3 separate regions of the Homo sapiens genome follow, and all the other regions are linked to region 2. The links are chromatin loops, found by intact Hi-C in ENCODE. Cell type or tissue: heart left ventricle. All regions are shown on one strand.

Region 1 (8,000 bases), 660 kb before region 2:
AATTTTGTGACCCATGTGTGTTGAGGATTAGACATTCGTCATTTTGTGCAAGAAATAACCAAGGATATCTTTTTGCTCTGTGCAAACATTGAGGAGCCGACATTTATGTAAAACTTTTCAAAAGTGTGGGTCTCTGAATGTAATTGTTTAGTTTTATACTTTTAACTGCCATGTAAAACCTTTTCCTGAGGTATTGGCAGTTTTGCCTACAATTTCAGGTCTTCACTGTGACCATATCTCATCATTTAATGCATCGGAAATGGCCAGGCAGGTAGTAAACCTAAGTTTTATGGCAAAATGTGGGTTTTTTTTTTTTAATATACACTATTTCCTATTAGTTACAGCTTATGTATGAATTTAGAATTATAACAAACAAGAAATACTAAGATACCTTCTTTGGTGGTTTCAATAATTTATTTATCAAAGATAATATTCTAAGTACATAGAATTTAATACTTTTAAATTTTATGCAGATGTATACATTGATTATCTACCATAAGTCATATTATAAACAAATTAAGCAGCATATTTCACATGAAAATACTGCATTCTTAAAATTTGTAGATCCAATTATAATGAAGAAAATTTAGCAGTTTTTAAAAAGCATAATACATTGAAACCTTTTTATGCAGACATAATAGATTGCTGGGATGATTGAGAAGAATTAACTGTCTGAATTCCTGAGGACGACCTTCACCACTCTTCTCAGACCTTGCTGTTCTTAAGTCTGTAGTTATTCCCTCCTTCATAGATTATTTGTCATGCTTTATGCAAAAGTTCTTGTGCATGGCTTGTATGAAATTAAACCATGAGGGGGGAATATGTAAAATAAATGGTCTCTGTGTCATGAATTTATCTTGTGACAATATCAAAACAACTTGCTGTTCGCATTTTAACAGAGTGTAAATGTGTTTATAATACAGAGGCTTTGATCAATAACTTATTTTTTTAAATTACTGCACATTTATCAGTTTGCTTCTCTGCCATCATTAAAAGATGAGAGTTAAAAAAATATGCATAGTATCTTTGAGTCTAACAGCTATTAATTAAACAATATCTATCTGATGGTACCGGTAGTCAGGTTACCATAAAAAAGCACTGGCAGTTGGGCATGTGTTGCGATTTTTTGGCTGTAGTGAGTGAGCACCTGAGATCATGCTATGGGAGGGTCTGTTGACCCAGGAACCCAGAACCAGTGCAGCCAAGGCCAGCGAATGAAGTCGAAGACGTGTCCTGCCGGTGGCATCTAATCTGTCCTCAGCTTGTAGACTGTGGCCACCCCCCACCCCCATTCCTTTTGTTGTCAGCCCCACCAACCAAAATGTACCTGTTCTAGAATCCTTTTTCTAGAGGTCCTGTTTTGTGCTAAGCGGAAGCCAGCTAACGTGCTAATTCCTCCACAATATATTTTTAAATGGAACCACCCCAATCGTGAGAACTTCAGAACGGTGGCAGGCTGTGGAGAAAATAAGACGGGGGAGTGTAAGCCTGTCACTTTCCAACTCATAATTAGCCCATGTGCGGGGCTGATCCTGAAAAAGGTTTCTATTGCTATTGATGATAGAATGTCTATCAAACAGAATTGATTTAATAGCAAAATATTATACGTACATTTTCAGTTGATGCCCTCTCTCCTATATCACTTGATGTGTGTGTACATGTGAGTATGTGTGCAGAATGATAGAGGAGATACACTAAGAGGTGCAATACTTAGGTACATACATTCTTGTAGAGCATCTCTTCTCTTTTTTTATGTTTTTATTTTTTAGAGATAGTGTTTTTATCACCCAGGTTGGAGTACAGTGGCACAATCCTAGCTCACTGTAACCTGAAACTCCTGGGCTCAAGCAAGCCTCCTAGATAGATGTGCACCACCACGCCTGGCTAATTTGCCCAGGCTGGACTCAAACTCCTGGGCTCAAGTGGTCCTCCTGCCTTGGCCTCCAAAAGTACCAGAAATACAGGCCACTGTGAGCCCCTGTGCCCAGCCTTCTTAACTTTTCTTAAGTCACTGATCTTTTTAAATAATAGAGTGAAAACTACAACCCTGATCTGTAGAGAAGTGCACGTGATGGTTGTAATTCCAGCAGAGGCTTGTGGATCCCATTGTGTTCATCCATGAATTCTTTAGAGGTCCATGCAGCTCAGATTTAGAAACTCCAGAATCGGATGAAGATAACACTAGTATGTTTGCATGCAGTGTGGACATAGGGATGCTATTTTTTTGTTTGTTTGTTTGAGACAGGATCTCACTCTGTCACCCAGGTTGGAATGCGGTGGCGTGATTTCGGCTCACTGCAACCTCCATCTCCCGAGTTCAAGCGATTCTTCTGCCTCAGCCTCCCTAGTAGCTGGGACTACAGGTGTGCACTGCCATGCCCAGCTAGTTTTTGTTTTTAGTAGAGACGGGTTTCACCATGTTGGCCAGGCTGGTCTTGAACTCCTGGCCTCAAGCAATCTGCTTGCCTCGGCCTAGTGATGCTATTTCTTAAAGGAGATGCTCCTTGGAGATTTGTATAAAACTTTAGATGATTTTTAATGCATCACAGAACTCATTCTTGATGACTTTTTAAAAAATATTGATAAGTGCCATCTTATTAATCTGCTTAAATTTACATTTTGTTAAATAAGAATTTGCAATCCTGTAGCTCCCAGGGTTGAACAGAACGTGTGTGGGCATATGGGCATATGCAGTTTTTTTTTTTTTTAACGGAATACCTTTCCCATTTCCATTTTTCTTTCTGTTCATCAGTCAGCCTCATAGACCAAAACCACTCAGATACAATTGATAACCAGTAACAAACTCATTGACCTTGCGTTTTGCTGTTTTCAGTCTGAACCCTCTTTTGTCTAATTTTTTGCTGGTTCTTTAGCTTTTTTCCCCTGCCTATCTATTCTTTGTTCTAGTCACCTGATTTTTTTAAAAAAACTGATGTTCCTACCCCTTTCTCTGAATTTGGCTTATCCTTCAGAAAGTTGAGATGAATGCTCATCTTTCTCTGTGAAGCCCTCCTTTTCATCCAACTGAACCAGCACTGTGTGGAAAGAAATACAAGGCACCCCACAGCCTGTGGGACCATCAAGAACAACACCTATATAATAACTTCAGCAGGAAGTGAAAGAGAAAAGAGTGAATTTGTTGAACCCCCACTCTGTATTACGTGGAGGAGGCAGGTGTAAAGTGATTAAGTGACCAGAATGAGGAGGCGACAGAGCTTTCTGTACAGCTTCCAAGTGGCTGCTCCGCCGTGTCCCCTGCTGCCTCTGCAAGTGATCTGTGTGTGCACTTGACGTCCCGTTAGGTCAGTGTAGGAGCTCCATGGACGAAGCGTTCCTGTGGCTCTGGATCCTTACTCCTTCCAGTCGAAGAACGGGAGAATTCCTAAGGTTAAAAGCCATAGTTGGGTTATTTCGAAGGGAATGATCAAAGCTCCCATGTGGATTTGGTGGATTTTCCTAGCCCTGGGCCTCTTCCTTTTCCTCCCCTTCCTGCCCTCCTCATGCAGTGACCCTAAACATAAGGTCTGGTAGGAAGAGAAGCAGTCCACTTGTGGCCTCTTGATGGATTTGATGGATTAATTCCTTTTCTTTTTTTTTTTCTTTTTTTTTGAGACAGGGTCTCAAGTTGTTGCCCAGGTTGGAGTGCAGTGATGCAATCTCAGCTCACTGCAGCCTTAACCTCCAGGCTCAAGTGATCTTCCCACCTCAGCCTCCGGAGTAGCTAGGACTGCAGGCATGCACCACCATGCAAAGCTAATTTTTTTGTAGAGGTGGGGTTTCGCCCTGTTGCCCAGGCTGGTCTGAAACTCCTGGGCTCCAGCAATCCACCCACCTCGGCCTCTCAAAGTGCTGGGATTACAGGTGTGAGCCACTGCTCCCAGCCTAGATTAATTCTTAATTGTGAAAGAAGACAGAAACTAATGACAAAACGTGCTTTTTCTGTGTGCATGTAAAAGAGTGCAAGATAGAATGTGACTTGCTGACTATCTACCTTGTAATGTTAATAATCGAGGCTTATGTGTAGATATACATCCATATATATTATACATAGTAAAGGCATGTACTCATATAAAAGAGCCTAGATCAGTCCTTTTATAACACTGAGACTGCTTTTTTCCATTGATGGATTGAAGTTTTTTTTTCTTGTTTTTTTTTTTTTTTTTTTTCATATTCTACTCCTCTCTCTTTCCAGTGTTTTGGAATTTTCTAGGCATTTTTCCTACCCTTCCTTTTCTTACCCTTCGCTGGATGTCACTTCCTCCCCAGGCCACTGAATGCCATTTCCTTTCCTCTCAGTGCTGCCTCTCCCTCCCAGCTCCCCAATTAAAGCTCTTTATTGATGTATGGCTTTGCTGGAGGGGTCGCACATCAGAATTGTAGTGCAATTTAGAAGTGGTGTTCCTGCAAGATTTCAGAGTTCATACGTCCTCCTGAAGATGCTTTGGGAGTTAACACAAGATTCAGGCATTAACTAATTTTTATATCCTCAGAGGAGAAGAAATCCATACTTGTCAGCTTTTTAGGAAATTTGTTTGGTTATGCATACATACTTTTTATAGCTCAGGAACATACATTTTTGCATGTTTGGCTTTATCCTCTAAAATCGACCTTATCACTTGCTTATGCCTTTTTTCCTCTAATTTTCACGTAATTGATTTTTCACATTGCTGGTGAAAGAGTAGGGCCATTGTTTTGCGGTGAGTTAAGCCAGGGGATATTTTTGTTTACTAAAATGACTTAGGCTATAGAATCCTGAGGCAGCTCATGATAGCATAGAGTGAGCGTGTGCTTTTGGGGCACAGGTCCCCAGTAATACTTGTTGTTTATTAACCAAAAGTACATTACCATTGTTATTTATAAAGCTAATAATTGGAGGATGTTGGCCTTTCTTGGCGTAGATGCTTAGATACTTTGCTATTTTATGTTTACCTTGAGGAACATGTAGAACCTTTTAAATGAGAATTTGCTTTACTGTTTCATAAACTTTATGTTTTTAAATAACCTGGAACTACCGTAATTCACTGCTTTAATAGCTGCTTTGGGGTAAATCCCATAAAATCTGTGAAGACAGTTATCATTAGTATACTTTTGAACATCAGAGTCTTGTGGTAATATGTAATTAGTTCATTATTGTCCACCTTGTGTTTTTGGCCAGAAAACAAAGGTAATTAATCACTATAACTACAAATGACCTTTTTTTTTGGCATATAAAGTGCTGAAGAATGTAATTATTCCTACGCGAGAGTGAGAAGATTCTTCTTTATGTATAATCATTAAAATGACATTGAGAACTATGATTTGCTGAAAGAATCGGCATGTATGTAATTAGTCTAGACACCACCTCTGTGCTATGAATGGACTCATGTTCTCCAGTTATTACAGCTAGAGATTAAAAAGGCTGTGCTTTTACTTTGACCATGGATGCCCCATGTCATATTTCATCTAGTTTCTGCTAATTTGATTTTTTCCTCCCTTACTTCATTCAGGCCAAAGGGGGACACTTGTTTTTCACTATCATATTCATCAAATGCTGGGGCAAGGAAATGTTTGCTTTCACCATTTTCTCATAAATGGTCCATCCCTCCCCTCCCGTATATATAATGAAGAGCCTCACTCATTTTCACCTATTCTCATGTTTTTAGTAATTTTTCTAGTGACTTGGTTGTAGTAATGTAACATACTAAGTTATCTAAATAACAAGCTAATTTTAATATCCTCTGCCATCCTCTGTCCTTCTATGCTTTATAAAAAAAGCTGCAGAAATATATGACATTGTGAACATCTGCCCAGGCATTTTCATTTGTTATGACAACAGACAAAAACTTCCTTTTTTTTTTTTTTTTTTTTTTTAAATAGCAATATGTCAGGTTTTTAGAAGCAATACTACTCAGTTTCATTTTGCTGTGACTCATTCTATGTAGTTTCTTTGGGGACTCTTTGGCCCAAGGATTGGTGGCACTTTTGCTTCCTGGAAATGGGCACGAGACAGTAGCGTTGCCTCCATTGCAGCACAAGGGCGGACATGCCGCGATGCCACCTGCTGTCCTGGCCCTGGCTGTGAGCAGTTGCCTCCCACGAAGTACCTGCCTTAAGTCCTCCTCTTCATCCCCTTGCTGTAATTCACAATCCATCACTGGAGGCAGAGGTTGAGCTATCAGTTCACTTGTTTCAAAGAGGCTGGGTCCCCTGGCTTTCATGCCCTGGGCCAGCCCTAGCTCAGGAATCACCAGCTCTGAAAACATCCTTTGGTGCTTCTGCAAAAACAGTTGGGTGTAGTGCAGCCCCCAACTCCCCAGAAGTTTGGTGGAGATGGTGGGTGGAGGTCACCTCCAGATTTCATGCCTGTGCTGCGGAGGGAAAGCGCCATGTGTTTGGAGCAGCTTCTGGCTTCCTGGCAGCCGTGGGTGTGTGTTAGCATGGTGCAGGGTCTAGTGCTGCCCTTCTGGAGCTGAAGAGGACCTGGCTGTCGGTGGTAACCATATGGCTCTAAAGACCAAAGTGTGACCCCCTGACCCTCCCGTGGGCTGCACCCAGGCAGAGCTCCTGTCCTTATGTTTTTTGCGTGGTGCCTGCTGCTCCCAGAGTCTGTCGCTCCTTACGGCTTTGATTTTTTTTTGCCTCAAGGGCCCCAAGATGCTTTTGCTCAAAAAGCCCCCAAATCAGCTGCACCCAAGCCGATCTGTCTGTACCGTCACTACCACCCAGCATCCTGCCATTAGGGTTCAGTGTTTTGAAGCCAAGCAGTAGAGCAGGTGACATCTCTTTGTATGACTACCCTTGGTCATGATGAATTTGCCACTGAGTGACTTAATTCAGTGTGCTAGGGAATTCAAGGCTTTTCTCCTCTGGAAAGTTGTCCGTCTTAAGCAACAGTGATCTTACCATAAAATGCTGTATGGGGAAGCAGAAGTTGACTAGAAAGGGTTTGATTGTAGCATCCACGTTGAACGTGTTAAGCTACCTAGAGTATCATTTGTTTCACGTGTCATCAGTTCCCCAGGCTCAAGAGGCATCTTTATTTGGATCAGATTGATTATTATACTCATCGCATTATCGCATGGGGTAAGGGACATATGTGTTGGATTGATAATCGTGATGCTGCCAATGAATTAAAAGTTTTCTGAGCCAAAAGAGGGTTCCCAGACCAGCAACATCGGCATCCCCTGGGAAGTTGTTGGAAATTCAGAGTCTCAGGCTTTACCCTAAACCTGCTAAATCAGAAACTCCGGGATACCCCTCCATCTGTGTTTTAGCAAGCCATCTGGTGATTCTGACGTCTCTGTGGTTTGAGACCCACTGCCATCGGGTAGGGCTGTGTAATAAAACATTTTGCGGTGATGGAAACGGTCAGTATCCCTGCCATGCAGTAGTGGAGCCACTGGTCACCACATGTGGCTGTCAAGCTCTTGAAATGGGGCTGCTGTGACCAACAATAGCATTCATCATTTTATTTAATTTTGATTAATCTAGATTTAAATTCAAACAGCTGCATATAACTAGTGGCTGTCCAACAGAAAGCCCAGCCCAGAACATACCCTGCTAATTATTATTGTATAAACTCCTAAAATGCTTTGAGTTGTTGGTTGTGGAATTATTAATTTTAGATCATAGAACAGAATCTTCCTTACTCTATTCAACAGAATTGAAACTGCGATTGTTACAACAGGTGATTTTGATTCTTCCTATGGAGGGGAGACAGTTTGTGGGCTGCTGACCAGTTGGGGGAAGCCTATTCTTGAGCTGATTGATTGTTGATTTTGTGAATGTGCATCAGTGGTGCAGTACCGGCTGGCACATGCCTGTTGCAGGTATTACCGATGGCCGTAGATACATGTCCTTTTAGGAGTAAAGCTGTTGCTCAGGAAGGGGCTGTGTCAGTATTTCACGCAGATGGACTTTGGTTTCTCCAGCCTGTCCAGCAAAGTGGAGGTGCTTCTGGCCAAAGAGAAGTTAATGAACCCTTCAGGCACTTTGGGCTGCTTGTGGAACCTTCCAGAAAC
Region 2 (8,000 bases):
AGTAAGTATTTTCCAGTGGTAATGAAGAAAAGGGGTGAAAAAGCCTGGAAGGATCCCAGAGACAGGGAGCTGTCTCTGGTGCTGGGCTTTTGAGCCTTTTCTATGATAGTATTTATGTGAGAGGGGTGTACCCACTTAAAACAATCCAGAGTGAGCTAGCACAGCATAACTGCAATAAAGATAAGTATGACTTTATATTACTGATGTCTACTCTCTGTCACTGGTTTAGACAGAGCTTTCTCCAACAATTGTCTTTATTCTTTTTTGTCTTATCCCCCATCTATTTAAAAAAAGAACTCAGCACTATTATTCCAATTACTGGTGCCCTTGTATACTAAGAATAACCTTGACCCAGTCATCATGGTTCTTAACTTTACCTTATGAGTTTTCTGGCCCTGAGCTCGAATGATGAGACTGAGGGTTCTCCAGCCACTCTGTGGAATCAGGCATTACTGTGGCTGCAGCAGATAAGGATGGACAGAGCTAACAATGGCCTTGAATCTGTTTCCAGTTCCTCAGCGTGGTCATCCTGATATGTAGAACCCTGGCTAGGAATGCTAGAAGGCTGGCCAAAGTGCCATGTACCCTAAGTAAAGTTGACCCTAATATTCTGCTTGTTAATGTAACTGTATTTTTGAAGACAGAATTACTTATCCAAATAAACAGGAATAAGTAGTCACCAAAGACTAACTGAAGTGCTGATTATAGAATGAGAGAGTGAGTTCCCCGAATGTCTCCTGAGTCTAATGTTGAGGGCACAGTGTCATGAAGGTGCTGACACACATCTGTCATCAACAATATGAAGGATGAGAAAAATGGAGAGAAAGTGTCAAGAAGTAAAATAAGCAAGTAGAATTTAAATAGAGACTGAACATAACAAAGCAAATGGGAAAACAAAGAGAAAATGCTTTCCCTCTGCTCAGAAATGCAGTGTCTGTATGAAAGATCTGGTCTTCATTTAGTAATTTTTCAACGTTGACAACCAAACTGGATAATTGAGGCCCAAAATAGAAAAACACACACCCTTGATTGTAATTAGCCAGTTTTCTCCTGAATTATGTAGGTCTTTATCTTCCCTCTCTACTCAATCTTGCATAGCATGTCTTAACAGAGAACAAGCAAGAGGGACAGATCAGCCCTTCTGTGGGGATGTCTTGGCTACATAGTGGACAGACAATGGCAAAAAGAAAGAGAGAAGAAGAGGAAATGGTGCAGCAAAGTTTTGCAATGAAAATACACACCAATGCACAACTCATTTCATATTCTCAGTAGAGAAAACATGGGGAATTTACTTGTGGGTGTTTTTTTTTCAATGGGACACCAGTCAGGAAGAAAAATGATGCTGAACTTGCCTGAAAAGTTCATACACATGTTAACTAAAATTGAACGAAGACTGTAAACAGAGGAAAAATAAAATTTCTTAGTAAGGTCTGAGAGCAAATTCTTAGACTAACCGTGACTGGAAATGGGCATCCACAATACTCAAGGGGCAGGCAGAACTTCTCTGAGCTCAGTGTGAGGGAAAGGTGAGAGGAAAGGTAGAGCACCTGATCTCTTATTAATGACAGGTCTGTGTGCGAGATAGAGTTTTTGTAAACTTTTCACAGACGATAGGAAAATGTTTGCAAACATCAGAGAAGACCAAGGAAATGTCATTATCTATTATCTAATTATCAAAGACTGTGCATTTTAAATTTTGGCAAAATGGATGTTTCCTCTCTTGCCCATCCCCATAAGGACCCTAGAAACCCGCAAACGTCATCTAAGAGTAAATAGATGGAAAGAATCGTGGGACAGTGGAGTCATAGGATTGGAAGACTTGTAATTATCTGCAATGTTCGCTGATATGCAGCAGCTGTATTTGATACACACAGGCACACTTAAGATAATAAAACAACAGTAGCCATGGTCCATCCATGCAAAATTGTCTGTTTATTCTTTGTTGAGACTTTCCTTGTGCATAACATTTTCACTGACTTTTTTTTTTGAGCCTCTGAGAAGAATCAAATTATGCTTATTAAAAATATGTATATTTCTGGAGGGATATGCGTTCCTATAACCTTCATTACGATGCTCTTAATTAACCAATATGCCTCATAATAAAGTATCTAGCTGTCACCAAAATCAACACTTTTCAGTTATTAATAGATTAAGGAAAGAATGTTAATTTCTTCAAGCTCCATTTCATTTGGTCTCATTACTTCAGGAGCCAGATGGTTCCAGGGCTGGACCTGTCAACAGTTACTGTGAGGACAAATACATTCAGAAACACCAAAATGAAGTATGAATAACAGCTGAAAAATGAATTTGAAGATAACAATGCAAAAAGCAGGATGGAAAGTTATTCTGCCGAGAAATAGAGAAAATTATGAATCAGGCACGTTTTAATTGATATTTTTCCATGAATACCCTCTCTTTTCCTCCCCTCTTCCCATTAAATTTTGTGCCGCCCCCCCCCCCCCCCGCCACAAACCAAATAACAACTGTGCAGGGCTCCAGCTGTGTTGCAGAGCAGCTCTGCATTTTCCAAGTGTCTGACAATTTCTCTTGTCCCTCACGCTGCCAGAATCTGACAGTTCTCCTACATTGTTGGTTGATTGATGATGTCAACTTGGAGGAGACAGTACCACCAGCAGCCAGTTTTTTCCAAGATATTTTTCTTCTTTGATTTTCAAAATTCCTTCTGAATGAATGTTTCAAAAGGAAGTCACCCTGAAGGGCACCTCCAACCTGGCTCCTTGAGTTACCCTGTGGCTGGCTGTGTTTTGAGAAACGTAAAACTGAGTGTGTTTCTCTTAAGTATTGGGTGAAATAACCGCTGAGTTTCCTGACGACTTTCAGATTCCATCATTCTGTAATTCATCCAAGTGATGGTCAATATCTAAAACGAAGAAACAAGAGGCTGGAATCATAGACCATATTTTTGGTGAATTTCTGTGCTTCCAAGTAAGTCATTCGCTCTGGATACACCACAGTTTCTGTTATCTGCCAAATAGGGTCAATAGTCTCTGCTTGTAAAATATTTTGTGATGCTCAAGGGTGAAGTGTTACGCAACTTGCCATTTCTATGTCACAGTAGTTCATGTGGGACCGCTTTGTATTTCTAGTCCTTCTTCGCCACAGATGTGTCTCAATACCTGCCCTCTAGTGGGCCTGAAGCAATTTGCAACCTACTTCTATTTTAAGGGGAGACTTAAATTGCACAGATTTGCTGATGTTTGGTTATTAGCACCTAGATGCCTAGCAACTGGAAATTAAAGCCTTTCTGAACTTGAAGGAATCTTAGAAATTCCTTGTCCAAACCCTGCACTTTACAAATGAGAAACTGAGAAACCACAAGAGTTTAAAAGACATGCATAAGGTCATACATATTGTCTGTGATGGTTAATTTTAAGTGTCTCCTTGACTGGATTAAGGGATGCCCAGATAGCTGGTGAGGCATTATTTCTGGGTGTGTCTGAAAGAGCGTTTCTGGAAGAGATAAGCTTTGGATTAGTGGACTGAGTAAGGAAAACCCACCCTCACCAATGTGGGCAGGCAGCATCTAATCCATTGAGGGCCCAGAGAGAACAAAAAGGCAGACAAAAGGCAAATTAACTCTCTCTCTCCTGGAGCTGAGACAATCTTCTTCTCTGGTACTTGGACATTAGAAATCCAGATTCTCTCGACTTTGGATTGTGGGGTTTGCACCAGTATCCCTCTGGGTTCGCACCAGTATCCCCCTGGGTTCTCAGGCCTTTAGCCTTGGTTTGAGAGTTGTACTATTAGCTTCTCTGGTTCTGGCCGTTGTAATTTATCTGAGCCATGCTACTGGCTTCTGTGGGTCTTCAGGTTAAAGCTGGCCTATCTTGGGGCTTCTCAGCCTCCATTATCACATGAGTCAATTTCCCTAATATGTCCCTTCTCATATCTCTATCTATACCCATACCTATACTTATGTCTGTCTGTCTGCCTGCCTGTCTACCTATCTATCCTATTGGTTATGTCTCTCTGGAGAATCCTGACTAATATATTATATAACCAACTCCAGGTTAGAAAAGTAGAGAAACAGAACAGAATGCAGAGCTGCCCCCAGACCATGAATCTTGTTTATTAAATAAAAAAGCTCTTTCTCTTTTTAAGTCCTAAAATTCATTCACTTATCTAAGCATGCATTTATTATTTACTGAGAATCTACTATGTTCTAGATTTTGTTACAGACATCAGGAGTAACTTTTGAGCAAATACATCCTTCAGCAATTATTTTCAACAGTCTCTTCTAATTCTGTAGAAAATTAACTTTCCCTCAAACAATTGTTTCATTCTTAACAATGAAAAAGTTCTTAAAAATCAAAAGTATGTTGTTTTTAGGATACTTTTTCTTCTTCTAGGGTGAAAAATCTGAATATGCAATTCTTTCATCCAGGCTAGCGATCCGAATTTTAAAAAGGGAAGAGTCCAGTTTAACTAAGGAAAAGTGGGTTTGAGGAGGAAAATTTACTGTCCGTGTGTTCCTTCATTCTTGTATCTGAGTTGCATGAGTGTCTTCAGTTAGTTCTGCTTGTAAGTTACTCCATGCTTAGCTGAGGATGGTGCCCATGCTAGCCAATGCCCTCCTGCCTTTTACAGTAATAACCTGGTGGAATCATGTTATTGCATTTTCTCTCCTTGTCCCCAAACTGATTAGAAGAATCAGTCTTCTGAGGAAATATAGAAGTGTGGACAAAGGACATTTGGTTCTAAATGAGTGATGGGTACAATTTTTGTAGAAGAACGACTTTTGGAAAAATAAAGCAGTTCAAGAGACACACTTATTTTTTTCTCAAATTTCAAAATGATAATAGGTTTATTGAGTACCGTGGAAAAGCAATGTATATTTTATTCCACCTAAAGTTACCTACTCAGCTGAGAAGAAGAATGCCAGTTTGAAACTTAACACTGAATTCTAGGCACTAAAGGTAACCAAATAGTCAACCATTGTGGCAACAGAAGGTCCTCTTGCTATTCTTCCATCCGGGCTGCCTCTATTTACCTGGGCCTTGAGTAGCTCATTGCTGGCATAGATTGAGAATACCACCAGTAGTTTGACTTGTCTGGGTAAACAAGGAAGACTCATAGGTCAGGCCCTGGAAGTGTATTTGTATTTCTAATACAAATACCAAATACAAGTTTTGTATTTGCACGAGGAGCTGAGTAGCCTCTTGGGAAAGATCCCATGTTGAGGGAAGAGAGAGACTTGCATATTAAGTTTGGCTAATAAGGTGTCTCAGCCATTGGAGAGCAGGGTAAATTTTAATACAAGATGTTGTTTGTTGCTTATATTTTCCCAAGCCAATTGACCTTGAGACCTAGAAAGGGGTGAACCATTTGAGTAAACTGAATAAGCTATTTTCTTGCAAGCTCGCGAGAGTCACTGGAAACCAAAAGGATTTTAGACTACAACAAAAGTGAGGCATTCTTTCCCCCTGGGCATTGGGTATTTGACCACCTTGGATTCCAGCACAGTATTCTCACCACTGACTCCAGTTGCATTCAGAGCTGAGAGCTGCATCCTTTTGGGCAGTATCTGTGTCACTCAGCTTCAGCAGCAGCCAGAGGCAGTGCCAGCCAAGCTTGAGGATGCTGGACACTGGAACAAGGGGTGACATTGGGTTGGGCTTATCTTGACAGGGACCTCCAGCAAGAGCAAGGACAAGGGCTCAGCTCCAAGAGCACTAAAGAACTCAGAGCAGGAGGGAAGGAGAGAGGGAGATGCCTGTTGCTAGCTGAAAGGATTTGTCTGTGAGTACATATAACAGACCCTCAGGGGCTCCTAGAAATAGTTGGAAGGAGGAAGAGACCTTGAAGGAAATGAAAGGAGCTCCAGAGGTTTCACAGTTGGAGGAATAAACCCTGGGAATTACTGTTAAGTGGCCCCCTTTTACTTTTAGAATGATGTGAATTGAGATTTTTTTAAAAAGCCTTAGAAAGGCAGTAGCGTAGTCCTTTGAAGAAAACAAAAGGGAACCACGTCTTCTGTATTTAACCTTTGCTTTGCCACTACCAGATACCAAAAAGATGACTCCAATTTTTTGTAGTCCACCATATTGGAATTGGGCATTCAGGTCTGTTTTGGAACTATTCTTAAAAGTCCCATAGTTGTAGTTATATTTTGTTTACTCTCCAAGAGGGCCTTCATGTTCCCCTCAGCTTTATCAAATTTTAGACAGATTTCTATCTGACTATAGACCTCTGACCTTACTTTCCTTAGAGCATTTACTTTAGAAAACTTGGAATTGTAAATTCTTTCTCTGCCCCTCTGAGATGTAAGTCTTCTCCCAAAGTCCTGCCAGTTTTATAACTCAGGAATATCTTTCTCAAGGACCTAGGAGACATGCCTTTGAATGGTAATCATCACGAAAGATAGTGTCCTTGTCTCTCAGTCTCTGTGAGAGGGTAGGAGCCTAACTTCCATAGCACCAATTAGCAAACAGAAGAAGTCTAATCACATTGACTAACTTCCTCTTTAATGTCCTCTAGTACTTTTCCTCTAGCTCATCCCAACACAGTGCTCCCATCTTGTTTGAGCAGAGTTGAGTTTAATCTATCTCCCATATTGTAATAGTCTTGAATAACGTTTTTCTTGCCTGTTTAATTCTGATCAGTATAATTTTTCCTTGATACTACCAATAGACTGGATACTTTTCCTTGTTACTTAGACTAATCCTGGCTGGACAGAAGGATTTTTACCTGATTGTATTTTATGTATTTATTTTCTTCTCCTCCTTCTTTTTCGTTCTTTCTTCTTTGAGATGGGGTCTTGCTATGCTGCCCAGGCTGGTCTCAAACTCCTGACCTAAAGCGATCCTCCCACCTAGACCTCTAAAACTGCTAGGATTACAGGCATGAGCCTCGTGCCCAGCCTTGATTTTAGGTTCCCTTACTCTCTCCTGACCCCGATATAAATGAGCTTTCACTTAGTTCCTGAGCTCTGACCCAACCCTTGCTCCCCTTGACATGTCCCAGTTATTATAATTGGACTTAGCCTTGATCTGTCTTTCCCAATTTTCTTTATGAGAAGCTGCCTGGTTCTTGTCTTATGTCCTGGCTGGTACCCTTTCTTGATGGGTAGACATTCTACATTGTACTTCGCCAACCTGTTTATACCTCCGAACTCATTATCAGCTTGGATTCCATAGTGTCAATTGCTTGCCTGGACTGAAAGTGAACATGATGAGAAGATGCCTTGGAAAAAGCACTCAGATTCCCAGATTGCATGGCCCTTGGGTATTTGTATCTGGATCACTTCTCTCCTATGTCCCCATCTTGGCTCAATGAATAAGTTTCATTTCAGGTCCTTGCTCCTGCCCACCTGACTTATATTATTGTAATCTCATTAAGCTCTTTTATTGACCTCTGAAGTCTTTTGAGAGGAACATTTAGTGGCCTCTGTGTCAGATTTTAAAAGAAATATTATAGGCATTATTTATTGTAAGGCTTTTAACATCCTATGAAGTGGAGACTTTGCAACCCTCATTTTATAAATTAGATAACTGTAGCCCAGGGAAATTATGTCACTTGTCCAAAGACACAAGGCAGCTGTGTGCTTTTAGATCTTGTACTCTTTCTTCTGTACCATGCCGAGGGTCAATGGTATTAATGAAATACCTTCATAAAGCTTTCAGGGAACAATGTAAAATTTAATTCGACAATTTGGTAATGTAACATTTAGCTGAAATTTGATATGATTATGAAGTATTATGGTAAGCCACACCAAAATATTTTGGGAACCATTAAAAACTGGTTTTGGTGAGTCTTTTAGGAAATATTTTCAAAATTTGTACTTGTGCTTTTTTATGTGTACATGATTTTTGTTTCAATTAGAGGTATTTTTCTTTAGCATCTGCTTCTCTCACCCCATAACATGTATTCTCCTACACAGTTTACTCATTCTGCGTTATGCCTTCCCTTTAAATATTCTTGTTTTCTAAGGATCTATTTTCTAGAACGCTACTGTCATATCAATCCTATTTTAAAACACC
Region 3 (8,000 bases), 430 kb before region 2:
GTTGTATCAGGAGAAGAGAAACAAGTTGTTCACAGAACAAAACAAAAAGCCTACATAAACAAACTGCGCTTACTAAGTGGATATCATAAAATACATGATTTGTTAACCTAGGCACAAATCCCCCTTTCCAAACTTGGATTCTGCCATTGTCCTATACATTTATTGTCACTCACATGTCATATTTTCCCCAAATACCAATTTTCAATCGGAGTTCCCCAATTATAAACACATTTCTCTCTGCTTGGAATGACTTTCTCCTTTGTGGCCTGATATCCAGGGATTAATTCAAATGTCTGTTTCTCACGTTTGGGCAGAATCGGTTTTTCTATTCCTTGTAATCCCCTAGAACAGAGGTTGACAAACTACAGTCCTGTGGGTCAAATCCAGCTGACCACCTGTTTTTATAAAGTTTTATTGGAACACAGCCACCTCATTCATTTACATATTATTTGTGGTTGCTTTCTTGCTAGTATGTAGAGTTAAGCGGTTGCATCAGGGACTTCTTGGCCCACAAAGCCTAAATATTAATTATGTGGCACTTGACAGAAGAAAACTGCTGACACCTGCTGTATTAGTCCGTTCTGGCATTGCTATAAAGAAATACCTGAGACTGGTAATTTATAAAGAAAAGAGGTTTAGCAGGGACATGGATGAAGCTGGAAACCATCATCCTTAGCAAACTAACAAAGGAACAGAAAGCCAAACACCGCACGTTCTCACTCATAAGTGGGAGTTGAACAATGAGAACACATGGACACAGGGAGGGGAACATCACATACTGGGGTCTATTGGGGTGGGTGAGGGAAAAGGGAGGGAGAGCATTAGGACAAATACCTAAGGCATGCAGGGCTTAACCTAGATGATGGGGTTGACAAGTGCAGCAAACCACCATGGCACATGTATACCTATGTAACAAACCTGTATGTTCAGCACATGTATCCCAGAACTTAATGTAAAATAAAAAAATAAAGACGAGAGGTTTAATTGGCTTACAGCTCCACAGGCTGTACAGGAAGCATGATGCTGGCATCTGTTCAGCTTCTGGGGAAGCCTTAGGAAACTTACAATCATGGTGGAAGGCAAAGGAGGAGCAGGCAGGTCACATGGCCGGAGCAGCAACAATGGAAGTAGGAGGGAGGTGACATACACTCTTTAATGACCGCATCTCAAGAGAACTTACTATCACAAGGACAGCAGCAAAGGGATAGTGCTAAACCATTCATGAGAAATCCAGTCACCTCCCACCAGGTCCCACCTCCAACACTGGGGACTACGTTTCAACATGAGATCTGGGCAGGAACACACATCCAAATGATATCACCTGCCCTAACACATTGCATATGTACAATAGGGCCCTTGTCATCCTGGATGGAGATTGTTTGCTAACTTACAAGTTCACCCCCACCCCCACCCCCAACAGTGATAGTCTTTCCATGTACAGACCAGGAAGAACAAGGTGTCTGAAAGTTTCAAGTTTTAGCTCTGCCACTTATGAGCTGTGTGGCCTTGAAAAAACTATGTAATCTGTCTGAGATGCTGGTTTCTCACTTGCAAAATAGGGATAATAATAACCGCAAAGGTTTACTGAGAGGATTAAATGAGATATACCAAAAGTGCTTCCAATACTGTCTGGAACAACAACAAAAAAATGTTAGTGATAAGTAATCTTTTTATCCCACATACCATGGAAGTAGCCCACACTAGTAGAGTGCCTGAAATCTAGTGTCTTCTCCATAAAGTTTCCTGCATTTGTTGGCAGAGTGAATGAAAAAAGATATAAATATTCCTGGAAGATTAAAATAATGGAAAATATCCAAAGTCATAGACTGATTCCATGCACAAAGCAGAAGCTTGACTCAACATAAAGGAGGTACAATAAAGCAAAGACGTAAAAATCTTCATAGAAGCATGTCTTACTCCATTTGCATTGCTATAAAGAAGTACCTGAGGCGGGGTAATTTATAAAGGAAAGAGGTTTATTTGGCTCATGCTTCTTCAAGCTGTGCAAGCATGGTGCCAGCATCTGCTTGGCTTCTGGTGAGGGTTCAGGAAGCTTAGTGGTAGATGAAGGGGGAGCAGGCATGTCACATGGCAAGAGTGGGAGCAAGAGAGAAGCCAGACTCTTCTAAAGCACCAGTTATTGTGTGAACTAACAGAGTAAAAATTCGCTCATTACCATGAGGAGGGCATCAAGCCATTCATGAGGAATCCACCCCCATGACCCAAACACCTCCCACTAGCCCCACTTCCGACATTGGCGGTCCCATTTCGATATGAGATTTGGAGGGGACACATAACCAAATCATTTCAAAGGAGAAAAACTGGAAAGCTTTGTTAAAGAATATAAATCCTCCTTGAGTTACATGGTTAGTTTGTGTAAGACGGAAATCACAGAAATGTAGTAGGAAAGTCTACCCTCCACCCCGCTCTGCTATTCTGTTGAGTTTGAAAGAAGGAAGACAAGACACCAATGTAATTCTCACCTGCAGTTCATGCTAAGTGAGGAGACTCCCTAAATCCTTATGTACCATGACTTTTTTTTTTTGAGATGGAGTCTCGCTCTGTCGCCCAGGCTGGAGTGCAGTGGCGCAATCTCGGCTCACTGCAACCTTTGCCTCCTAGGTTCAAGCAATTCTCCTGCCTCAGCCTCCCTAGTAGCTGGGACTACAGGCGTGTGCCACCATGCCCAGCTAATTTTTGCATTTTTAGTAGAGATGGGGTTTCACCATGTTGGCCAGGATGGTCTCGATCTCTTGACCTCGTGATCTGCCCACCCCAGCCTCCCCCATGACTATTGAATTAACCAAATACATGTTATACAAGAAATACCCACAACTTGGCCCCCAAATGGGACTAGATACTCCTCCAGCTTGTGCTACACCCAGGGCCTCACCTGCCCATCTCTTTCCTAAGTCTATGGGTCCTATGCTCTTAATTCTGTAGCCTCTCTGCAGAACCCCAAGCCGGAGCACTGTAGCTGTGTCACTGGTAAGGGGGAACTGTGCTCATTTGCCATGATTAGAAGATCTTTGAAGGTCTTTGGTAGTTTTCATCAAGGCATAAAAAGCAATTATTGCAATTAATGCAATTTACCATGTGTTACTCTTCCAGAAAAGCTATTTCAGGGTAGGTCTGCCATCTGTCCCTTTCAGAGCGATAAGCCTTATCATTTAACACTGTCCAGAGTCTCAGGGTTTGCATGTAAAACCTCAGGGAGTATCCTCAGAGAAACCCACTCCAGCATTTCCTGTGGGGCTCTTCCAGGTATCAGGTTCATAGACAATCTTCACTTCCAACAACAGAAAAGCGTTTGTGTCTGGGTAGGAAGAAGAAAGAACGCGGTCTCTAAATGGATATTCAGACATTCGTTTCTGCAGAGGGAGCCCTCAACCAGCAGAGGGAGCTTACTTTTTGCCATCAACAACCCTTTCCCTTAACACAACACTGATGCTTGAAGATGTTGTCTACCAACATTGCTTCTGACAACCAGGAAATACAGAGGAAACACCATAACTGGCATATGTTGTTGCACGAGCCAAGGGGAATAGAAGAGTTCTTGCCAAAGAGATCCAAGCTAAACAGGAAGGAAAGGAGACAAAATCACGACTCATAGTTTATATTGGGTGATTTTTCAAACATAAAAAATAATGGACATTTAAGACCAAAGTCCAACTATCACAGATCAAGTAAAAATCCACCTGCTATTTTTATTCTTTTGGAAAAAAAAAAAAAACCAACCAAATACTTGATTCCTGTCTTTGTCTTTTTTAGATGGATGATGTGGGGTTCTTGGGAAATATGAAGTGGTATAAACCATTTTAAAAAGCATAGTGCCAGCCAAATGGCTGGAAAACTCGTACTTTGCTTCTCACCAATCTCCCTCATTCCTCTCTAAAAAATCTGGCTGCAGGGCTGCTAAGTGTATCGTGAAAAGAGAAACAGGGCAGGCTTTCCCCCGTGAAAATAAGATTCACGAAGGCACTGAGAAGCAAACCAGCTTTTCTCCTCATTCACACATTTGGTAGAAGCTGCCATTTTCCAAGTTTGGCACCTTTTTCCTTTCCAATAACCAAGAAGATTTTATGTATAAAATATTTATGTATCTATCAAGTACTGCCTCTATGCTTTTTAATGACTAAATGTTTCTATAATTCTTAAAATCCTAATGCTTTGGTTTGTACACTGTCTTTTTTTTTTTTTTTTTTTTTTTACTGTCAGCCATGTAGCCCTTGGGTTTATGAAAAGTTGCTGCAAAATAAATTTGGCTCTTTGAGATGATATTTGGAACCCTCTGCACTTGTTTATCAGGAGACAGGCTGTTCCCTCCTTGCCTACCTTCCAATGAGCCCAAGGGACTGGGGCAACGGTGTTTGCCTGAGGTGTAACGACAGCTTGTCCTTCTTCAGTGGAAAGAGCAGGGGTGGGGCAGAGAGTTATGTTGATTGTTCCTGAAAACTTTCCATTTTTCTTCCAATAGTGAGCTAATGCAGAGCTCTCATTTACTTTTTAGATTTTTTTTTTTTCCAAAAGATACTTCTGTACTAAAGGCTTTTATTTATGTGGTAAGGGAACTAGAGATGTCAGTTTCATTGTCAGTTTCTTAAAAAGACGGTTTTCTTCACAATGTTTGAACAGCGTGTCCACTGTAACATTTTATATTTGCTATCAGGCATTTGTTGACAAGATAGATATTTAAAAATTACTACCAGGGTTGGGTGTGGTGGCTCATGCCTGTAATCCCAGCACTTTCCGAGGCCAAGGCGAGTGGATCACCTGAGGCCAGGAGTTCAAGACCAGCCTGGCCAATGTGGTGAAACCCCGTCTCTACTAAAAATAAAATTTAAAAAAAATTAGCCGAGTGTGGTGGTGGGCACCTGTAATCCCAGCTACTCGGGAGGCTGAGGTGGAAGAATCGCTTGAACCTGGGAGGTGGAGGTTGCAGTGAGCTGAGATCACGCCACTGCACTCCAGCCTGAAGGACAGAGTGAGACTCTGTCTAAAAAAAATTACTACCAAGATGTTGCATTGAAGTTATTGGAATATTTGAAGCTTTCAAATTTTAAGGTATTGAATACTTGAAGTTTTCAAACAAGATTCAGTTTTGCATATCTGATGTGCAAATGAAATATAAATTGCAAAGTAGACTAAAGTTAATAGATATGAAAAATAACCAATGAAGAGATCATTATTGTTGTTACAACAATGACCCACCTCCCTGCTTTTGTTTTCTTCACACCCTTCTGCCACTTCAGACTGATGAGCTTTGAAGAACACAGGTGATAACTGAGATTCACGTAAACAGAGTACGAAAGCAAGGCACCCCACATGTGCCTATCATGGTCGCAGACAACTCAACCGTTCCTTCTGCAAGAGCAGCCACTGACTGGACCAGTGGCTTATCGGGGGCCCCACAGACAGCCCCAGAGCCACTGGGCACAACCCACAGAGTCCCACAAAGTGCCCTAGACAGCCTGGCCATAAACCTGTCCAATGACCTGACATGGCCTCAAACAAAGCACTCTTCCCAAAGTCGCTGTGGTAATGAACTAAACAAAGGAAATGAATTCTCTCTGGAATCGAAGAATACATAAAGGCAGGGTCAGTTAGGACCTACAGGAGAACTGAGAATCAGCGAAACAAGAAGCCATACTTAAGAGAGAACATACAGACCAGATGAGAAAGCCAGCAGAAAGTCTATCTTTGAACACGCCTCACTTCCTAATGGTTGTTGCTCTAGCCCACGTGTGTTTTTATGCTCTATGCCACTTGGCTTAAGTTGCTCGAGGGAGGCTGTGTTCCTTCTTTCCAAATAATCCTAGCACCACAGGTGAGGACTACTGTAAATAACTCAATTTACTCCCTGGAACAGCGAGTGCTGTTATTCTTAAATATCTCATAAACGTGCCTTTAAACCTGTTGTATTAGTTCGTTTTCACACTGCTATCAACATACTACCCGAGGCTGGGTAATTTATAAAGGAAAGAGGTTGAATTTACTCACAGTTCCACATGGCTGGGGAGGCCTCAGGAAGCTTACAATCATGACGGACTGGGAAACAGACACCTTCTTCACAAGGTGGCAGAAGAAAAAAAGGAAACCTATGGAAACTGCCATTTATAAAACCATCAGATCTCGTGAGAACTCTCTCACTATAACGAGAACAGCAGAGGTGAAACCGCCCCCACGCTCCAATCACCTCAACACCTGGGGATTACAATTTGAGATGACATTTCAGTGGGGACACAAAGCCAAACCATATCACCTGTACAGAATAAAGACCACTTTTTATTTTCATTTAGTACTCTGTAGACTCGACTTCTGGTAATAGGGTATTTTTTGCTACACCAAGGCTATACAGATGATTAAACAGTTCTCTGAAGAATACAGTTACCTGGTGCATACCCACCTAGAGAACCAGGTGCCCCTAGAGACTTCTCTAGTGAGAATGGTGAGAAAAAATATGATATTTGTTTGCTTGCAGCTGTTTTTTTTACTTAGGTGATTTCAAAAATAAATTTGGAGGCCAGATGCAGTGGTTAACACCTGTAATTCCAGCGCTTTGGGAGGCTAGCTGGGAGGATCTCTTGAGGCCAGGAGTTCAAGACCATCCTAGGAAACATACCAATACCTTGTGTCTACTAAAAATTCTTTTTAAAAAATTAGCTGGGCATGGTAGCACGTACCTGTAATCCCATCACTCAGTAGGCTGAGGCAGGGGGATCACTTGAGCCCAGGAGACCAAGGCTGCAGTGAGCTGTGATTGTACCACTGCACTCCCGCCTTGGCGACACAGTGAGGCCCTGTTTTGAACTCCTGACCTGAAGCGATCCTCCCACCTTGGCCTCTCAAAATGCTGGGATTACAGGTGTGAGCCAGCATGCTAGGCCCTCAGTAGGTTTTCTTATAGCAGGTCTTCACAGCTGTTATGAGTTTACCAGGGCTGCCATAACAAAGTACCACAGACTGGGGGGCTTAAGCAACAAAAATGTATTGTCTCATGGTTCTAGAGGCTGAAACCCATAATTCAAGGTGTTGGCAGGGCTGATTTCTTCCAAAGGCAGTGAGGGAAATACCTGTTCAGGGTCTCTCTGTAGGGCTTGTGTACGTCCGTCTTCGGGTTTATTCAGTATCTTCCCTGTATATGCCTGTGTTCCTATTTCTCTCTTTTATAAAGACACCAATCATATTGGATTACAGCCCACCCCACTCCAGTGTGACCTCATCTTAATTATATCTCCAATGACCCTATTTCCAAATAACTTCACATATTCTGAGATACTGTGGGTTAGGACTTCAGTATAGGAATTTTTGGGGGGGGGGGTGGGGAATAGAATCCAGCCCCTAACAACAGCTTTTGTGAAGCTGGGTCTTCCAAAATTGTACATCAGACAAAGTCAGTTCCATTCTCCACCTACACTAAGATCCCTTCAATGAAAGAGTGAACCCTAATGTAAATTATAGAGTTTATAATAATGTGTCAGTGTTGATTCCCCAATTGTAATAAATATGCCCACTAACGCAAAGATTAACATCTTTAGTAATAGGGGAAACTGAGGCAGAGGAAGAGGGGAGAAGATACCTGGGACCTCTGTACTCTCTGCTCTATTTTTCTGGAAAGCTCAAACTGCTCTTAACAATAGTCTATTAATTTTTTTTTTTTTTTTGAGACGGAGTCTCTCTGTGTCACCCAGGCTGGAGTGCAGTGGTGTCATCTTGGCTCACTGCAGCCTCTGCCTCTTGGGTTCAAGTGATTCTCCTGCCTCAGCCTCCTGAGAAGCTGGGATTAAAGGTGCACAACACCAAGTCTGGCTAATTTTTGTATTTTTAGTAGAGATGGGGTTTCACCATGTGGCCATGCTGTCTGGAACTCCTGACCTCAGGCAATCCGCCCGCCTCAGCCTCCCCAAGTACTGGGGTTAGAGGCGTGAGCCACTGTGCCCAGCCCATTTTTTAAAAGGGAAAAATCCTATGTTTTCCTTTTTTTAAAATGGAAAAAAAGA

Evidence for each region. Peaks named below come from ENCODE experiments on the same cell type or tissue, not always from the same donor. Only the 100,000 strongest peaks of a DNase experiment are listed, where the experiment ranks them.
Region 1: it touches region 2 in a loop (6-fold over the local background); 35 of 110 quality-filtered maps call a loop at or near these places.
Region 3: a loop joins it to region 2, with 5 times the contacts of the local background. A loop is called at or near these places in 7 of 110 quality-filtered maps.

Annotation. Positions count from the first base shown.
Region 1 is chr10:16,768,808-16,776,807 of GRCh38, reverse strand. The region is part of intron 3 of RSU1 (Ras suppressor protein 1); the gene reads left to right. Among named protein-coding and RNA genes, the nearest start is that of RSU1, 45 kb to the left of the region's middle. In heart left ventricle, no CTCF peak of the experiment used is centred here; no DNase peak of the experiment used is centred here.
Region 2 is chr10:16,111,714-16,119,713 of GRCh38, reverse strand. No RefSeq gene overlaps it. Among named protein-coding and RNA genes, the nearest start is that of LINC02654, 160 kb to the left of the region's middle. In heart left ventricle, a CTCF peak has its summit at 3,144 (motif pointing left); no DNase peak of the experiment used is centred here; H3K27ac peaks cover 308 bases.
Region 3 is chr10:16,540,733-16,548,732 of GRCh38, reverse strand. No RefSeq gene overlaps it. Among named protein-coding and RNA genes, the nearest start is that of C1QL3, 23 kb to the right of the region's middle. In heart left ventricle, a CTCF peak has its summit at 3,383 (motif pointing right); no DNase peak of the experiment used is centred here; H3K27me3 peaks cover 843 bases.